Regions from separate parts of the Homo sapiens genome. Here region 2 is linked to region 1. A link is an interaction called in ENCODE POLR2A ChIA-PET data of the cell type or tissue named here. Cell type or tissue: OCI-LY7. All regions are shown on one strand. Each heading gives the region's core, and the rest is flanking DNA. Links, peaks and the distances in the headings are about the cores only. Region 1 overlaps VPS53 (VPS53 subunit of GARP complex). Region 2 has its middle 23 kb from the start of VPS53-AS1.

Evidence for each region. ChIA-PET counts read pairs that join two places held together with the same protein. Peaks named below come from ENCODE experiments on the same cell type or tissue, not always from the same donor. Only the 100,000 strongest peaks of a DNase experiment are listed, where the experiment ranks them.
Region 2: POLR2A ChIA-PET joins it to region 1 with 9 read pairs; 6 of 35 experiments call an interaction of 5 or more read pairs at or near these places.

The regions. Positions count from the first base shown.
Region 1 is chr17:668,063-673,062 of GRCh38, reverse strand. All of the region lies in intron 4 of VPS53 (VPS53 subunit of GARP complex), which reads left to right. Among named protein-coding and RNA genes, the nearest start is that of VPS53, 44 kb to the left of the region's middle. In OCI-LY7, for the core only: no CTCF peak of the experiment used is centred there; no DNase peak of the experiment used is centred there.
Region 2 is chr17:491,824-507,005 of GRCh38, reverse strand. No RefSeq gene overlaps it. Among named protein-coding and RNA genes, the nearest start is that of VPS53-AS1, 23 kb to the left of the region's middle. In OCI-LY7, for the core only: no CTCF peak of the experiment used is centred there; DNase peaks (open chromatin) are centred at 3,795 and 6,635; H3K4me3 peaks cover 1,141 bases; H3K27ac peaks cover 2,931 bases.

The sequences.
Region 1 (5,000 bases), core at 1-5,000:
TCGGCTCACTGCAAGCTCCACCTCCTGGGTTCACGCCATTCTCCTGCCTAAGTCTCCCGAGTAGCTGGGACTACAGGCGCCCGCCACCACGCCCGGTTAATTTTTTGTATTTTTAGTAGAGACGGGGTTTCACCGTGTTCGCCAGGATGGTCTCGATCTCCTGACCTCGTGATCCACCTTCCTCAGCCTCCCACAGTGCTGGGATTACAGGCGTGAGCCACTGCGCCCGGCCGCTGCCATTCTTTATTCATCGCTCTTTGTATCATTTTGTGTATAATTCAGACATGTATTCCTTACAAGCCCTTTAAAGATACATTCCCTAGCTAGTGATCTTTTTCTCTCAGTATCTAGCACAGTACATGTAATAGGCACTCACTTTTTAATTGAATGAATGAACAAAAGACTTCAATTTTTTTCTGGAGAATGTCTCATTTTCAGCATGGTTCAAAGATTCCATCCTCTTAATCCATGAGCCGTTCTTCTGAGTCTGCCTGCAGATACTGAACTTAGCCATCTTATTTACAAAGCTCTAAAAGATGAGTAACAACCTCTGATTCTTAGAGGGTAGTCTCATCTGAAATATCCTACTCCATCTAGGAGATGTGGGAATACTAATAGTTGCCATTAAGTGAGCACTTTCTGTGAGCTGAGTGCTTTATAAACTCATTCAAGACTCTCTTGGTTGCAGAAGACAAAAATCCCAATTCAAACGGGCTTAGGCAAAAGGGGGATTATTTGGAAGGATCCTGTTGTGTCTCGTTTGAAGAAGTTCAACAAGTGTGACCGCCAGAAGGATAGCGTCTCAGCTGGGCTTGTCAAACAGCTGAAGCCAAAGACGGGAGTAAAGCTCAGAGAGAGAGAGAGAGAGAGAGAGAGAGAGAGAGAGATTGAGATTGTGTGAGAGAGAGATTGTGTGTGTGTGTGTGTGTGTGTGTGTGTGTGTGTGTGTGTGTCACCCTCATCATCTCTACCTGTAGTCCAGCCTCCTGCCCTTCCTGGGGAACCTAGCTGCTCTCTAACTCAGTTTCACTTCTTGGGACTCCTACCACCCGCGAAAGACAAACTCTTTTTCCCAATTCTCATTCTGGTGGCTCACGCCTGTAATCCCAGCATGTTGGGAGGCCGAGGTAAGCGGGTCATGAGGTCAGGAGATGGAGACCGTCCTGGCCAACATGGTGAAACCCCGTCTCTACTAAAAATACAAAAATTAGCTGGGTGTGGTGGCGGGTGCCTGTAATCCCAGCTACTCAGGAGGCTGAGGCATGAGAATCACTTGAACCCAGGAGGCGGATGTTGCAGTGAGCTGAGATCATGCCACGACGAAGCGTGACTCTGTCTCAAAAAAAAAAAAAAAAAGTCATGGGAAAACTGCTCCAACGAGGGCCTGGTCAGCTCTTGGACAGCAGACTCTGTAGAAACACGGTGAAAGGAAGATTTCGCATGCGGAGGGGAAGAGTGTTGGGTAAACGATTCCAAACATATTTTCTACTCTCACATTCCTTACTACCTTTCAGGTAGCTGATAGAATTTGCATTCTGGAAATTATGAAACTACTTCCTAGAGGATAAGAGGCTTGACAGAAATCACACAGTAACTGGCAGAGCCAAGGTTTGAATCCCAGTCTGCTAGTTGAAAATCCCTTGCTTGTAACTCATACAGCATGTTGCTCCCTCCCTCCCTCCCTCTTTCTCTTTTCTTTCTTTTCTTTCTTTCTTTCCTCTTTCTTTCCTGTCTCTCTTTTCTTTTTTTCTTTTTCCTTCCTCCCTCCCTTCCTTCCTTCTTTTTGTCCCTTCCCTTCCCTTTTCCTTTTCCTTTCTTCTTTCTTTTCTTTTCTTTCTCCGTCTCACTCTGTTGCCCAGGCTGGAGTGCAGTGGCATAATCTTGGCTCACTGCAACCTCCACCTCCTAGGTGCAGGCGATTCTCCTGCCTCATCCTCCCCAGTAGCTGGGATTACAGGTGTGTACCATGATGGCTGGCTAGTTTTTGTATTTTTAGAAGAGACGGGGTTTCACCATGTTGGCTAGGCTGGTCTCTAACTCCTGACCTTAGGTGATTTGCCTGCCTCGGCCTCCGAAAGTGCTGGGATTACAGGCGTGAGCCACTGCACCTGGCCCAGCACGTTGCTTTTCCATATAATAGAAAAGGGAACCAGCAGATAGATGTCAAGTTGGAAAACAGAAATGGTAGCAAAATAGTGGAAAAATCTAATTTTCTCCCCAGTAACCGTGAATAATAGCACCTTATTTTTTCACAGAATAGTCTAAAGCCATACCAGCTCTTCGGAAAATGAACAACCTTTCCTCCTTCCTGCAGTGGCCACAAAGGGGATCTCGGTTTAAAATCTCTGAAAGGCTGCCTGCGGACTCACAGGATAAAGGCAGCATCATTCTCTGATGGCGCAGACTGCAAAATTAGATGGACCTGAGAGCCAGAGGGATGCTCATTTCTTAAGGCACTGCCAATGAATCAGAGCCCCTCTGTCTACTAACGTGGCAGACAACAGTTCTGCAAAAAAAGGAAAAAGAGAAAGAAGAAAGCAGGAGAGTCTGTGCCAGGTTCCATACTCCTTATCTTCCACACGTGACCTCCTGTGGCTTTGAGAGCCTGCTCACCGTCTCCTCCAGGAGGCAAGGAGAATTCAGAGTAGTGGTTACCATTAGGATGCACAGAAATACAAAGATGCTGGAATTGGTTTTGCTGAGCCTTCTAGGCTAATTCAGTGGGTTGCTTTTCATCTCCTGTTTACAGAATTTGAGTCTTAAAAGAGGAGCACGGCAGTCACCGCTTTATAACACCGTCAGATACAGGCTGTGGCTCCAGTGCCCAGTTCACCAGTGCCCAGTTCACCAGTGCCCAGTTCACCAGTGCCCAGTTCAGAAACTCCAGTAGGGGCAGATTAAACACAGTCGCCGCTTTATAACACTTTAGGATGCAGGCTGTGTGTGTATAGAATTTGAGTCCTAAAAAGGGCCACAACAGTCACTGCTTTATAACACCTTTAGACGTAAGCTGTAGCTCCAGTGCTCCGTTCAGAAACTCTAGTGGGGTAGATTAAATGCAGACATTTTTGGGAGTGATTAGTTCTGTTTTTAATCCACATACAGCTTGGAATGGAAAGTAGCCACCTTTTAATTTTTTTATTATTACTTTTTTTTCTTCTTTTTTTTTTTTTAGATGGAGTCTCGCTCTGTCACCAGGCTGGAGTGCGATGGCACCATCTCAGCTCACTGCAACCTCCGACTCCCTGGTTCAAGTGATTCTCCTGCCTCAGCCTCCCGAGTAGCTGGGATTACAGGCATGCGCCACCACACCCAGCTAATTTTTGTATTTTTAGTAGAGATGGGGTTTCACCATGTTGGGCAGGATGGTCTTGATCTCTTGACCTCATGATCCACCTGCCTCAGCCTCCCAAAGTGCTGGGATTACAGGCATGAGCCATCGCACCTGGCCTAATTTTTTTTTTTTTTTTAAGACAGAGTATGTCTCTGTCACCCAGGCTGGAGTGCAGTGGCGCAATCTTGGCTCACTGCAGCCTCCGCCTCCTGGGCTCAAGTGATTCTCATGCCTCAGCCTCCGGAGTAGCTGGAACTATAGGCATGTACTAGCACACACAGCTAATTTTTTTAGTATTTTTAGTAGAGACGGAGTTTCGTCATGTTGGTCAGACTGGTCTTGAACTCCTGGCCTCAAGTAATCCACCGTCAGCCTTGCAGCGTGCTGGGATTATAGGTGTGAGCTACTGCCCCCCCGGCCAACCACGTTTTTATTTTAAAAAGTGTCTAGGGACAGTGCCAGAGTGATTCTTTCAGCACATTTCTGATTAGCCAGGTAGTGAAGGTATTTTTGTGTTTCTTAAAAAAACCTTAACTTCTTGTAGGACCCATGATTCTTCCAGTTGCAAAACAATCTTTCTATATGACTCATGATCAGAGGTTAGATGTCAAATATTAGGGTGTGTGTTGAGAATGGACTTGCCTGATAGCACCAGTGCTTCAGAGGAGTTTTTAAACTCTGCAAAATGAATTATAGTACATTTCCCCAACTTCAGTACCTTATTAAAACAAGCAAAAGTATTCCAGCCCGAAAAAAGTCTGGCACATAGTTTATCTATCTTGGAGACTGTGACATGTAAGATTGTGTGAGTCTTATTTGTTTGCTGGAAGAAAAAAGCGATACCTTCAGCAGAGACAGTTCTGGTAGGATGCCAGGTTTAATGTAAGAGAGAAAGGGATAGAAACCCTTTCTCTGAGATAGGATCATGCAGACTTCTTCATATGTGAGACCTAAGTGTATAACTTAGCCCCTTTTTTGCCTTTCTTAGCTGCATGTCATATGTTTTAGGGTGTTTGTCTAGAACACAGTAGCTATGGTCCCATTAGCATGTCACCATAACATGACATGACCTGCAGTATCACAGAATTCCATGTGAGCTGTGTCGAAAAAGATCAGTCCTTTCTAGTGGTCAGTTGCCTACAGAGGCCTCTGTTGCACTTTTTACTCCACGATTGAAACTTTTTTAGAATTTACTGATCCCATGTAGCATCTTGGATATTAGACTCTGTTTAAGCCAAATAGAGAATACTTACAGAAAGCATGAAGCTGTGATTTTGAACCACTGCTCATGGTTGGGCCTGAAGTTAGAGGAATGGTTATGAGCGCACTTATTCAGAGCGGTAGCCTCAGCACCAGCACTCTTACAGGTGCACCATGATACTTTTAATCAGTGGGCAATATTTGTCAAGGTCCCACTGTGCCATAGCCTTGCTTAGGTGCTGTAGGTGAGGTGACCATATGATTTATCACCAGAGTCACTTTGAGAAGGAGAGGGAGCTGTTAATAACTATACTGAATCATAAACGCAGCGTGTCCCCGGTAAACCAAATGGATGATTGGCTCAGCTATGGGCTCTATAGGAGTGCTGTTCATATCCTTGGTCCCCATTCTAAAGGATACTTATAACCCTGCTAAAGGGCTAATACTCATACACTAAACCAGTGGT
Region 2 (15,182 bases), core at 3,700-8,699, 170 kb after region 1:
CTCTCGAAGGTCACCAATGCTCTTCTACAAAGTCAGCTTCCATCTCAACCACTGTCCTGACCCCGCTCTCAAAGGTCACCGGTGCTCTTCTAGAAAGTCAGCTTCCATCTCAACCGCTGTCCTGACCCTGCTTTCGAAGGTCACCAATGCTCTTCTAGAAAGTCAGCTTCCATCTCAACCACCGTCCTGACCCTGCTCTCGAAGGTCACCAATGCTCTTCTAGAAAGTCAGCTTCCATCTCAACCGCTGTCCTGACCCTGCTCTCGAAGGTCACCAATGCTCTTCTAGAAAGTCAGCTTCCATCTCAACCGCTGTCCTGACCCTGATCTCGAAGGTCACCAATGCTCTTCTACAAAGTCAGCTTCCATCTCAACCACTGTCCTGACCCCGCTCTTGAGGGTCACCGGTGCTCTTCTAGAAAGTCAGCTTCCATCTCAACCGCTGTCCTGACCCTGATCTTGAAGGTCACCAATGCTCTTCTACAAAGTCAGCTTCCATCTCAACCACTGTCCTGACCCCGCTCTTGAGGGTCACCGGTGCTCTTCTAGAAAGTCAGCTTCCATCTCAACCACTGTCCTGACCCCGCTCTTGAGGGTCACCGGTGCTCTTCTAGAAAGTCAGCTTCCATCTCAACCACTGTCCTGACCCTGCTCTCGAAGGTCACCAATGCTCTTCTACAAAGTCAGCTTCCATCTCAACCACTGTCCTGACCCCGCTCTCAAAGGTCACCGGTGCTCTTCTAGAAAGTCAGCTTCCATCTCAACCGCTGTCCTGACCCTGCTCTCGAAGGTCACCAATGCTCTTCTAGAAAGTCAGCTTCCATCTCAACCACCGTCCTGACCCTGCTCTCGAAGGTCACCAATGCTCTTCTAGAAAGTCAGCTTCCATCTCAACCGCTGTCCTGACCCTGCTCTCGAAGGTCACCAATGCTCTTCTAGAAAGTCAGCTTCCATCTCAACCGCTGTCCTGACCCTGATCTCGAAGGTCACCAATGCTCTTCTACAAAGTCAGCTTCCATCTCAACCACTGTCCTGACCCCGCTCTTGAGGGTCACCGGTGCTCTTCTAGAAAGTCAGCTTCCATCTCAACCGCTGTCCTGACCCTGATCTTGAAGGTCACCAATGCTCTTCTACAAAGTCAGCTTCCATCTCAACCACTGTCCTGACCCCGCTCTTGAGGGTCACCGGTGCTCTTCTAGAAAGTCAGCTTCCATCTCAACCGCTGTCCTGACCCTGCTCTCGAAGGTCACCAATGCTCTTCTAGAAAGTCAGCTTCCATCTCAACCGCTGTCCTGACCCTGATCTCGAAGGTCACCAATGCTCTTCTACAAAGTCAGCTTCCATCTCAACCACTGTCCTGACCCCGCTCTCGAGGGTCACCGGTGCTCTTCTAGAAAGTCAGCTTCCATCTCAACCGCTGTCCTGACCCTGCTCTCGAAGGTCACCAATGCTCTTCTAGAAAGTCAGCTTCTATCTCAACCGCTGTCCTGACCCTGATCTCGAAGGTCACCAATGCTCTTCTACAAAGTCAGCTTCCATCTCAACCACTGTCCTGACCCCGCTCTCGAGGGTCACCGGTGCTCTTCTAGAAAGTCAGCTTCCATCTCAACCGCTGTCCTGACCCTGATCTCGAAGGTCACCAATGCTCTTCTACAAAGTCAGCTTCCATCTCAACCGCTGTCCTGACCTTGCTCTCGAGGGTCACCGGTGCTCTTCTAGAAAGTCAGCTTCCATCTCAACCACTGCCCTGACCCTGATCTCGAAGGTCATCAATGCTCTTCTACAAAGTCAGCTTCCATCTCAACCGCTGTCCTGACCCTGATCTCGAAGGTCACCGGTGCTCTTCTAGAAAGTCAGCTTCCATCTCAACCACTGTCCTGACCCTGCTCTCGAGGGTCACCGGTGCTCTTCTAGAAAGTCAGCTTCCATCTCAACCGCTGTCCTGACCCTGCTCTCGAAGGTCACCAATGCTCTTCTACAAAGTCAGCTTCCATCTCAACCACTGTCCTGACCCTGCTCTCCAAGGTCACCGATGCCCTTCTAGAAAGTCAGCTTCCATCTCAACCACTGTCCTGACCCTGCTCTCAAAGGTCACCGATGCCCTTCTAGCCTGACTCACATCTGTCTTGACCCTTCTCTGGAAGGTCACCGATGCCCTTCTAGCCTGACTCACATCTGTCTTGACCCTTCTCTGGAAGGTCACCGATGCCCTTCTAGCCTGACTCACATCTGTCTTGACCCTTCTCTGGAAGGTCACCGATGCCCTTCTAGCCTGACTCACATCTGTCTTGACCCTTCTCTGGAAGGTCACCGATGCCCTTCTAGCCTGACTCACATCTGTCTTGACCCTTCTCTCGAAGGTCACCGATGTTATTCTAATCTGGCTCACATCTGTCCTGACCCTTCCTTCTCTCGAAGGTCACCGATGTTATTCTAATCTGGCTCACATGTGTCCTGACCCTTCCTTCTCTCAAAGGTTACCGATGCCCTTCTAGCCCAGCTCACATCTGTCCTGACATTTCCTTCTCTCGAAGGTCACTGAGGTTCTTCGTCTGGCTCACATCTGTCCTGACCCTTCTCTCGAAGGTCACCGATGCCCTTCTAGCCCGGCTCACATCTGTCCTGCCCAACTGCAGGATAATGTAACTGTTCTGAGCACGTTTAAGGTAGGCTAGGCTAAGCTATGACATTGGGGAGGTTAGGTGTATTAAATGCATTTTTGACTTAACAATGTAACTTACAGTGGGTTTATTGGGACGTAACCCCATCATCTGTGGAGGGGCATCTGTGTGTGAGTCCCCTCTCCCTGGAATCCTCCTTTAACTGTGTGAGTCCCCCTCTCCCTGGAATCCTCCCTTAACTCTGAGTCCTCCTCCCCGGAATACTCCTTTAACTGTGTGAGTCCCCCTCTCCCCGGAATTCTCCCTTAACTCTGAGTCCTCCTCCCTGGAATACTCCTTTAACTGTGTGAGTCCCCCTCTCCCCGGAATCCTCCCTTAACTCTGAGTCCTCCTCCCCGGAATACTCCTTTAACTGTGTGAGTCCCCCTCTCCCCGGAATTCTCCCTTAACTCTGTGAGTCCTCCTCTCTCCGGAATTCTCCCTTAACTGCTTTACTGGCTCTGGGACTTCTTAGTCTCCTTCCCCAGCTCTCCTCTCCTTCTGAGCCTTGACAGCGGCCAGGCCTCGAGGTCTTAGGCCCCCTGTTTTCATGCCAGGCTCCTGAGGACTTACCTGCCATCACAGGTGCAAACACCAGCTACACCTGAGCTCCCCCCAATTTTCAGTTCCTGTCTTCTAGCCAACTCCCATCATTAGCTTATATGCACCATCTCGAGGTAAGCTCAGCTTCCTTCCTGAATCCCCCATTTTTCTTTTTTTCTTTTCTTGTCTCTCTCTCTTTTTTTTTTTTTTTTTTTTTTTTTTGAGACAGGGTCTTATTCTATTGCCCAGTCTTGTCTCAAACTCTTGGGCTCAAGTGAGCCTCCCGCCTCGGCCTCCCAATGTGTGGGGATTACAGGCATGAGCCACCGCACCCGGCTGAATTCCCCATTTCTAAATGGCTCCACCTTCCTTTCCTAGGGCCTCAATCTCAACACCTTACTCACCCCTAACCACTCTGGCTGTCAGCCAATATGGTTAGTTTATCATAACATTTTTTTCTTAATGATTACACAGAGAACAGTCACAGAAATCAAAAGAAAATCTTGCCCCAACAAATCAAGAATGGAAGTCCCAGGAAGCCCGCACCGGCGGGTCTCGGTGTGCGGAAGCCGGAAGCCATTCTCTGCTGCTCAGGCGGGTCTCGGTGTGCGGAAGCCGGAAGCCATTCTCTGCTGCTCAGGTGGGTCTCGGTGTGCGGAAGCCGGAAGCCATTCACCCCTGCACCGGCGGGTCTCGGTGTGCGGAAGCCGGAAGCCATTCACCCCTGCACCGGCGGGTCTCGGTGTGCGGAAGCCGGAAGCCATTCTCTGCTGCTCAGGCGGGTCTCGGTGTGCGGAGTCCACTCTCCCTGGGCTCCCGGCTGGGCCTGCTCCACGCCTCTTTCCGTAGGGTTTCTCAGAAGGAGCTAAAGAGCCTGGCTCCAGCGGGTCTCTTCTCAAAACCGACGACACTGATGGCTCAGTGTGGCCTGTGCTGCTATTACCCTATAATATTGCAGTAGCAATGCTCATTTTTAAAGTACAGTGGGGCCGGGCGCGGTGGCTCACGCCTGTCATCCCAGCACTTTGGGAGGCCGAGGCGGGCGGATCACGAGGTCAGGAGTACAAGACCAGCCTGGCCAACATGGTGAAAGCCCATCCCTACTAAAGATAACAAAAAATTAGCCAGGCATCATGGCGCACACCTGTAATCCCAGCTGCTTGGGAGGCTGAGGCAGGAGAATCATTTGAGTCTGGGAGGCGGAGGTTGCAATGAGCCAAGATCGCGCCATTGCACTCCAGCCTGGGCAATAGGCGAGACGCCATCTCAGGGGAAAAAAAAAAAAATTAGCCAGTTTTGGTGGCACATGCCTGTAATCCCAGCTACTCGGGGGGCTGAGGCAGGAGAATCACTTGAACCCGGGAGGTGGAGCTTTCAGTGAGCTGAGATCATGCCAGTTCACTCCAGCCAGAGTGAGACTGTCTCAAAAAACAACAACAAAAAAAAAACCACTACATGGAAATATATCAGAAGTCCTACTCTCCTGTGAAGATTTCTCTGTATCTGTATGTGGGAAAAAGGAGATACTTTGTCAAAGGAAAAAAAAAAAAAAGAAATTAACATGAAGCAGGCCCCCCCACCTGCCAGATAACAAAATCCTGGATGCTCAGGTCCCAGGCCCCGAGTCAGCCCTGTGGAACCTGTGGGCACAAAAATTTGGGTCTTGACTTCTCAGCATCCTGAGAATTCTGTATTTTCATTCCAGAGTTGGTTGAATCTGTAGCTGCAGAACTGGCAGATGCAGAAGGCTGACTGTACATCTTGGACTTTTCCCTTGCCATGTATAGATCTACTCATTATTTTTAATGGCTGCTTGGTGCTTTATAGCTCAGCTATGCCATCATTTTTTTTCTTTTTTTTGAGACGGAGCCTCGCCCTGTCCTCAGGCTGCTGGAGTGCAATGGTGCGATCTCGGCTCACTGCAACCTCCTTCTGCCAGGTTCAAGCGATTCTCCTGCCTCAGCCTCTTGAGTAGCCGGGATTACAGGCGCCCGCCACCACGCCTGGCTAATTTTTGTATTTTTTAGTAGAGACAGGGTTTCGCCATGCTGGCCAGGCTGGTCTCAAACTCCTGACCTCAGGTGATCTGCCCTCCTTGGCCTCCCAAAGTGCTGGGATTACAGGCGTGAGCCACTTCACCCGGTCCCATCATTTATGTCATCAGTGCTATGGTTTGAATGTATATGTCCCTCCAAAATTCTTATGTTGAAAGTGAATCCCCGATGTGATAGTATTAAGATGTGGGGCCCTTAGGAGGTGGTTAAATCATGAAGAAGGGGCCTCAAGAATGGGATTATGACCTTATAAAGAGGTGCAGGGGAGCTGTGTGACACCCTGTGACTTTCTGCCTTCTGCCATGTAACAAGCAACATGGCGCCATCTTGGAAGCAAAGAGCAGCCCTCACTGGGCACGGAGTCCGTCAGCACCTGATCTTCGACGTCCTGGCCTCCAGAGCTGTAAGGAACAACGATCTACTATTTATCAATTAGTCCGTGGCATTTTATTGTAGCAGCGTGAATACACTGAGACAGCCAGTCTTCTAGCAATATAGCCAAAAGGCTGTGTTTAGTTTTTTGGCATTAGACTCACATCATCTGTGAAAATCTTTCTGCAAATGTCTTTGCTTGCTTGTACTCACATTTTTGTAGGACATTATCCTAAAATGGTTACATTTCCACTTAAAATGATTAAGGCTGGGCATGGTGGCTCACACCTATAATCCCAGGACTTTGGAAGACCAAGTCAGGCAGATCACTTGAGCCCAGGAGTTTGAGAGTGACCTGGGCAACACGGTGAAACCCCATCTCTACAAAAAATTATCCGGGTGTGGTGGTGCGCTCCTGTAGTCCCAGCTACTCGGGAGGCTGAGACGGGAGGATCGCTTGAACCCTGGGATGTCAAGGCTGCAGTGAGCTGTGATTGCACTGCTGCACTCCAGCCTGGGTGACAGGGAGACCCTGTTTCAAAAAGGAGAAAAATCAGATTAAAGGAGGTGTACATTTAAAATGTCGCTAGCTGGCCGGGCGTGGTGGCTCATGCCTTTAATCCCAGCACTTTGGGAGGCCGAGACGGGCGGATCACAAGGTCAGGAGATCAAGACCATCCTGGCTAACACAGTGAAACCCTGTCTCTGCTAAAAATACAAAAAATTAGCTGGGCGTGGTGGCCGGCGCCTGTAACCCCAGCTACTCGGGAGGCTGAGGCAGGAGAATCGCTGGAACCTGGGAGGCGGAGCTTGCAGTGAGCCAAGATCGTGCCACTGCACTCCAGCCTGGGCAACAGTGCGAGACTCTGTCTCAAAAAACAAACAAACAAAAAAAGCCCGCTAGCTCTTGCCAAAACACCTGCTGCAGTTGGTTTTGCTGCACATCCCCATGGTGGGTGTGTGGGTACCCACCGCACATCCTCACTCATCCTGCGTGGCTTTTCCTGTTTCTTGAGAGAGAGGATGTAGTTTCATCTCTATCTGTAGAAACCCAGTAAGCAGAAGTTCCCCTTTGGTTTTCATTGCACAAGGCCAGCTGTGACCCAACTGTGTCTTGCAAGAGAGTGTTCTTATTCAAGATCTACTGAGTAAAGACCCCTGCCTTTCCTCCCGGTCAGGGGTCCTCCAGTGCGTGATTTCTTGGTTCTCTCAGGACATCAATGATCATCCTTTGGATAGGTAGCGAAGTCACATTTTGCTGTTAAGTGGTTGTTTTTCTATTCTTTGCCCCTTTCCGCAGCAGCAGGTGGGGCCTCGTCTATGCACTGCGCTCAGGTGCAGATGGTATCGAGATAATTGCTTGAATTCTTGTGCAGACTTTTGTAATTCTGCAGTAGAGACAAAAGTCTTGGAATCCGTGCTATCAATGTAAGAATGTTGGAATGCTGTTTTGGTTTGTTTTCTTATTCTAAAAATCTGCCTTTAAATGTTAAGAACCAAAATGCTGAAGCATTTTTGCACCCAATCCACACTATCATCACAGGGACCGGGCATCTGGACATAAACATTTTTTTTCCACCTAAAAAGAAAGAAAGTGGATTTTGCCCAGCAGATGAGAAAAGAAAAGCCAGAGAGGCTTAAAGGCTTGTAGGTCCCTGAGAAGAAACCCGGAGCCCCAGCACTCTGGGCTGAGCCCCAGTAGGAGAAGCACCCCCATCAGCTTGAGGAGGATGCTAATCTAGAAGCCACTGTCTGGCTTCCAGCAATGCCCCTGTGAGACTGAAGCCCCCAGAGAAAAGTTCTGTGTTCAACAAGGCACCAGGAGACAGCGAGTGAGGACCTGAGGGTGCTGTCCAGTTAGAAAGGCCTAAGGGGGAGGCCTCTGTGTACCGCAGAGTCCCTCCTACCCAATCATGGGCAGGTAATGGCTGCTAAGAGCTCCCAAGCTCCCAGAAGTAGTGAAAGGACCAGCACATTGGCTGAGACCTGGATTTGGAACAAGCAGAATGGAAAGCAGGCGGCACGTGGACACCAAAGCAGACAGTAGGGCTGGGTGTGCTGGCTCCTGCCTGTCATCCCAGCACTGTGGGAGGCCGAGGCAGGCGGATCACCCGAGGTCAGGAGTTCAAGACCAGCCCAGCCAACATGGCGAAAGCCTGTCTCTACTAAAAATACAAAAATCAGCTGGTGTAGTGGTGCATGCCTGTAGTCCCAGCTACTTGGGAGGCTGAGGCAGGAGAATGGCTTGAACCTGGGAGGCAGAGGTTACAGTGAGCTGAGATCATGCCACTGCACTCCAGCCTGGGTGACAGAGAAAGACTCTGTCTCAAAATTAAATTAAATTAAATTGCTGAGAATGGCCAGGCGCGGTGGCTCACGCCTGTAATCCCAGAACTTTGGGAGGCTGAAGCGAGTGGATCACTTGAGGTCAGGAGTGTGAGACCAGCCTGGCCGACATGGTGAAACCATGTCTCTACTAAAAATACAAAAATTAGCTGGGCGTGGTGGCAGGTGCCTGTAGTCCCAGTGACTCTGGAGGCTGAGGTAGTAGAATCCCTTGGACCTGGGAGGCGGAGGTTGCAGTGAGCTGAGATTGCACTCCTGCACTCCAGCCTGGACCACAGAGACTCTGTCTCAAAGAAAAAAAGCAGAGAGTGGCACTCAATGGCCGAGCAGAACAAGTTACACGTCAGTAGAGGCCAGGGAGGTGGGAAGATCAGCATGGGCCAGGTGCTCACCACCAGCCTCCCAGCCTTGCTGCCAGGATGCCAGATAAGCCTCCCAGGTGCCACCACCTTGGCCAAGCTCCCCTCCCTCCTCTGCCTTGCCTTTCTCTCCTCTCCTCTCCTTTTCCCTCCATCCCTCCCTCCCTCCCTTTCTCTCTCTTTCTTTCTCTCTCTCTTTCTTTCAACAGGCTCTCACTGTGTCACCTAGGCTGGAGTGCAGTGGTGCGATCTTGGCTCACTGCAGCCTCTGCCTCCCAGGTTCCAGCGATCCTCCCACCTCAGCCTCCCAAGCAGCTGGGACTACAGGCGCCCAGCACCACACCAGGCTAGTTTTTGTATTTTTTGTAGAGATGGTGTTTCACCGTGTTGCCCAGACTGATCTCTCCTGAGCTCAAGCAATCCTCCCGCCTCAGCCTCCTGAGTAGCTGGGACTACAGGCATGCGCCACCACACCCGGCTATTTTTTGTATTTTTTGTACAGATGGGGTTTCACCCTGTTGGCCAGGATGGTCTCGAACTCCTGACCTCAGGTGATCCACCCGCCTCGGCCTCCCAAAGCGCTGGGATTACAGGCGTGAGCCGCCGTGCCCAACCCTCAAAGGGGTGTTTTTAGAAATTGATATTTGTGTCTTGGTCTAGCCCTGCAGGGTTCATGTTTGAATTCTACAGAGAAGGCAGAAATAAAGGAAGCCACGGGGCTTCAGGACCACCCCACCCACGCAACCAGGAGGGGTGAGAGGCGCTTTGCAGCAGAAGACCTACAGGCTAATGCCCGAGAGCCACAGGGGCCTCTGCCACCACCAGCACCGGCAGCAGTGCCCAGGGCTTTGGGCGGTGCCTGGCAAGGGGCAAGGGGCAAAGGGCAAGGGGACCGTACCCATGTGCCACCACTGTCACCTCTCTCAAGAGGCTGCAGGGGCTGATGGTACTTGTAGCAGGGGCACCCAATCGGAGGACCATGGTGGTCCACCGTCACACACCTTAGCAGAACCAGAGGCCAGGACAGTGAGGGCTAGAAAAAGAAAAGAAAATTAAGAGCAGGCATTCCATAAGTGTGACCAGGTTTATTTATGAGCTTATGAAAGACATCTTCGGGGATTCCCAGACGTACTTGTCAGTGGTTGGAGGTGGGGGTGGAAGTCCTACAAGGGAGCGGGGAGAGGGGCAACAACACTGCCCCAGTTGGCCCCAGGCTGATGTGGCCTGGGAAGAGATAAGACCCTCCCTCACCACAAGTTCTTCCCCCTCTGGCTCATTCTCAGTAAAGACCCAAAACTGAAACACATTTCTTCAAAGCATGTAAATGTCTTCAGCAAGTATCAGGCTGCAAACCACAGCTGCCTCCAGCCTGCATGTATTCTGCTCTGAACTGGGGATAGGAGAGGGGTACGTGAAGCCACTGTGGCTCCCGGGAAGGACACAGCTAAGTCACCTGTCATTGTGTGGAGCAAACAGGCTGCCTCCAAGGGCCCTCGCTCTCCGTCCCTTCCCGGGCAGCCCCCACAGACCCGAATCCTCAAGGGGCCCTGGAGTACCATGGAGACCTTTGAGCCTGCCTTTGGAGTGTGGCCACACAGACCAGACGTTTGATCCCCAGGGATAATGACAGCACGCCCTTCTAGCAAGTCAGCCCAGGAGCCGAGGGTCTTAACTTCAACTGCTCACCCAAGGGCTACTTTTCTGGTCTGCAAGTCCTCGTCCAGCACGAATACGCAGAACGGAGCCCGAAGTGCAAGTGTATTGATGCAGCTCCGAGGAGGCCATGTGCCCCAGCTCTTTGCCAAATCCCACCTGGATTTATTTTGCAGAAGACAAGGAAGGTCCTTTTCTGTGTAACTAGGGAGCATTTGGGAGAATCAGCTCTTAGCTTACAAAGAGGCCTCCAGAGTGGAGCCGTGTTTGACTGGCATCAGGGGACTCCCCACACTGGGCACACTGGACTGATGGATGCCAGCTGCACTTCCTGTCTGGGTTTGTGTCATCATTTGGACCTGGCCAGACCCCACGACTCCAGCCAAACGGGTGGTCTCCCAACTGAGAGATCAGAAAAAAAGCCAACGGGGCACAGTGGCTCACACCTATAATCCCAGCACTTCAGGAGGCCAAGGCAGGTAGATCACCTGAGGTCAGGAGTTTGAGATCAGCTTGGCTGATTTCAACATGGTGAAACCCTGTCTGTACTAAAAATACAAAAATTAGCTGGGTGTGCTGGTAGGCTTCTGTAATCCCAGCTACTCGGGAGGCTGAGGCAGGAGAATCACTTGAACCCAGGAGGTGGAGGTTGCAGTGAGCTTAGATCGTGCCACTGCACTCCAGCCTGGGCAACGAGAGCAAAACACTGTCTCAAAACAAAAAACAAAAAAACCCAAACAAACAAAAAACAAAACAAAACTAAGAAAGCCAGCCTGTTCCTTCAGACCTGATAGCCCTGAAAGCGAGAACTTTGGTAGCCCTTTGCCTGTATCTGTTTCAGGCCATCTTTGTGAGTCTCGGGGGCTCAGGGTTATGAATCGAGCTCACCAACATGTGTGGGTACACTCATATGGGCTGTGTTCTGTCAGGTTTGTGTTTTTAATTCAATTCGCTTCTTTACTGAATATGACAGGTCCCTTTCAATGTTCTTTGAAAACTATCACCTTAATCTAAACTAAGGAACAAAATAACTTTTTGTTAAAAACATTTTTAGGACAGGGTCTCGTTCTACCACCCAGTAGTGCGATGGCGTGATCATAGCTCATTGCAGCCTTGACGTGGGCTCAAGTGATTCTCCCACCTCACCCTCCTGAGTATCTGAGACTACAGGTACCTGCCACCCACCTCACCCTCATGAGAATCTGAGCTCACCCTCCTGAGAATCTCAGACTACAGGTACAGGCGGCCACCATGCCAGGCTAATTTTAACAAAAATTTTGTAGTTGGCTGGGTGTGGTGGCTCACACCTGTAATCCCGGCACTTTGGGAGGCCGAGGAGGGAGGATGGCTTGAGCCCAGGAGTTCAAGAGCAGCCTGGGCAAGATGGTAAGACCCTGTCTCTACAAAAATAGAAATAAATGTTAAAAAAATGATAAATTATGAGAACAGAGCAATAAAAATATAAACATAAATTATAAAAGTAGAGCTTTACGGCTGGATGTGGGGGTGCACTCCAGTGGTCCCAGCAACTCAGGAGGCAGAAGTGGGAGGGTTGCTAGAGCCCAGGAGTTCAAGGCTGCAATGAGCTATGATCGTGCCACTGCACTCCAGCCTGTGTGACAGAGGGAGACCCTGTCTCTATTAAAAAACAAAACAAAACAACAACAAAAAAAGTGTAGAGATGAGGACTCACTATGTTGCCCAGGCTGGTCTCAAACTCCTGGGATCAAGCAATCCCCACCCCTCGGCTTCCTGAAGTGCTGAGATGACAGGTGTGAGCCACCATGCCCAGCTGTAAAGTTCTGTTTTTCAAAAAGCATTTTGGTTGACAGGTGCATATGAAGGAAAGAGAAGACCTGGTTCAACAGCAGGCAAATCCACACATCATGAGCCACAGAACAGCCCAAGACCTGGGGGCTGGGAGAGGGCCGGTGTCGGGCACGGGGCACCAGCCAGCATGCGGGGCCTGGGGTGTGTTTAATCCACTGTCTGGCAGGGCTTACGGAAGACAAGCTGTTCCGAAACAGTACGCAGCAGCGGTGTGGGGGTCCTGCCCTCTTCCTGTCTGACTTAACTCCCACTTGGGCAGCGGCTTAATTTAGTGCAGAAAAAACAAAAACGCAGGACTGGCATTCATGGTGAGGCAGCTTTCGTTTCTCAGACCCTGCCGGGAGAGGCCTCGGGCCAGAAGCCGAGTCCTCTGAGGACACCGCATCTCCATGACCCAGGCGAGGGACTGACGGTCCTGCTCTGGAAGGACGGCTTTGAGAAGAGACCTGTCTTGTGCAAGCCCCTGGTCTCCTGGGTCCCGCTCATTTTGTGTGATTCGCCCCTGATTTCTAGGTGCACCCCAGCTATTATTCAAAAGCAGGCCAGTCTTCAGAGCTGGAAAAGGTAGAATGGGCTGCCTTTCCCAGGGTTTGCTTTGAGTTTCTTTAAGCAATGTCCTTTGGAAAACATCAAGATAAGACACAGGATGATGATGGGCCCAGTAGCGAGGCCCTTCCGAAAATCCAAAGCAGATTAGCTGTGTGGACTCACTGCTCAGGACTATGGAAACACTCCTGACTTCCAGGGGCTGAGCCGCATGGCTCTTATGTAAGGAGAAAGAAAATCGCCTTCTCTCCCACCCGGAAGGACTCCTGGGCAGGTTGGAATACCAGGAGTTCAAGGAGAAGCCTCGGCCAGGCCACGGGTGCTCCCTGGGTTCACCTCATGTCTCTTCCAGTCGGCTTAGGCTTCTCTTTGAGCTCTTTAAAGACAAGGGCGCGATCTCGGCTCACTGCAACATCCACCTCCTGGGTTCAAGCAACTCTCCTGCCTCAGCCTCCTGAGTAGCTGGGATTACAAGTGCCCGCCACCACGCCCGGCAAATTTTTGTATTTTTAGTAGAGACGGGGTTTCACCATGTTGGCCAGGCTGGTCTCGAACTCCGGACCTCAGGTGATCCACCTGCCTCGGCCTCCCAAAGTGCTGGGATGACAGGTGTGAGCCACCACACCCGGCCCCCTCCTCAGCATAATTGATTGGCTGAACAGAACTCTGGGAGCCATGGGGGGTGTCAGTGTTTGGTGCAGCTTATTGGTGGGGTGGTGGCTGAACGGTTTGGGGGAATCTGCATATGGGACCGGGGTCTCTACCTCAGCTTCTCCGTCAGTGTCAGTGCCGGGGCTGGATTCTCTCCAAGCCCCTCTGATTTCTTGTGTGTGTCAGTTCTGAGCATATCTGTAAATCTGTAAAGGAGGAGGACCGGGTGCAGTGGCTCACTCCTGTCATCTCAGCACTTTGGGAGGCCAAGGACGGGGGTGGATTGCTTGAGGTCAGGAGTTCAAGACCAGCTTGGCCAACATGGCAAAACCTCATCTCTACAAGAAATACAAAATAGCCAGGTGGGGTGGTACACCCTGTAGTCCCAGCTACTGGGGAGGCTGAGGCAGAAGAATCACTTGAACCCAGGAGTTCAACCCAGATTGAAGGAGGCGGAGGTTGCAGTCAGCCAAGATTGCACCACTGCACTCCAGCCTGGGTGACAGAGTGAGACTCTGTCTAAAAAAAAAAAAAAGCTGGTGGCTCACGTCTGTAATCCCACCACTTTGGGCGGCTGAGGTGGGCGGATCACGATGTCAGGAGATCGAAACCATCCTGGCTAACACAGTGAAACCCTGTCTCCACTAAAAATACAAAAAATTAGCCGGGCGTGGTGGCGGGCGCCCAGCTACTTGGGAGGCTGAGGCGGGAGAATGACGTGAACCCGGGAGGTGGAGCTTGCAGTGAGCCAAGGTCACGCCACTGCACTCCAGCCTGGGCGACAGAGGGAGACTCAGTCTCAAAAAAACACAAAAACAAAAACAAAAGAAGGAGGCCACACTGGGTGACAGGAACCTCTCCTCAGTGCCAGGGTGGCACCTTGGCAAGTCCTTTAAGTAGATCTGGCTTCCTGAACCCAGAGGACAACCTCAGGACCACCATCTTCCCAGACACCTTTCCCAATCTAACCAGGCTTTCATGCTTGGCTGGCAAATTCCCTCCAGTGAGTCCAGGCCTCCCACTGCCAACAAACCGTCTTTCTACAACCCCAGAAAGCACTGAGACTCCTCCTCCGATGCCACCTGGGCTGTGCAGATGGTGGGATCCAAAGGGGTAGGAGGTACAGCTGTGTCCCTGCATCAGAGGCCTGTGAAGCGGAGTGACTCCATCTTGAATAGCAGCTGGGTAAAATGAGGCTGAGACCTACAGGGCTGCATTCCCAGATGGTGAAGGCATTCTAAGTCACAGGATGAGATAGGAGGTCGGCACAAGATACAGGTCATAAAGACCTTGCTGATAAAACAGGCCGCGGTAAAGAAACCGGCCGAAACCCACCAAAACCAAGATGGCCATGAGAGTGACCTCTGGTGGTCCTCACTGCTACACTCCCACCAGCGCCCTGAGAGTTTACAAATGCTACAGCAACGTCGGGAAGTTACCCTATATGGTCTAAAAACGGGGAGGCATGAATAGCCCACCCCTTGTTTAGCATATCCTCAAGAAATAACCATAAAAATGGGCAACCAGCAGCCCTCGGAACTGCTGTAAGGAGTAGGCATTCTTTTTTTCCTTTACTTTCCTAATAAACTTGCTTTCACTGTATGGACTCGTCCTGAATTCTTTCTTGCCCAAGATCCAAGAATCCTCTCTGAGGGCCTGGATCGGGACCCCTTCCCAGTAACACTTGCAATACCATTTGGCCAGGACCGTGCACTGTGGATTTTGCAATCTCTTCCCGCAGACCCTGAATGAATGAACCACCTGCCAGCACACAGGCGCGTGCCAGGTTTTACCTTCTGTGGAGGGATGATGCCGACTTTCTGTTCTCAGCAAGCTGTCTCGGATCAGCTGTGTGACTTGGGGCAAGTGAAATCCCTCTCTGTTTCCTTACATGAAAGTGACAGCTAAGGGAGGTAAGAGGACGGAACTTGGCCAGCGGGTCTCTAAGATCTACCTGCTCTGAGTTTCTGAGTTTAACAGGTCTGGCCCAAGCAGGACAAATATCCTTTATCTTTACAAGGATGTGCACTGGGCTGCCACTGTCTCAGCCAGGGACGTCCAGGGTGTGACTCCTGAGCTGTCCTGTAGGTCTGGGTGAGGCTTCAGCTCCAGGCCCTCGGCTGAATACCCATCAGAACCCCCGGGGAGGGCTGCAGGTGGCGTGGGGAC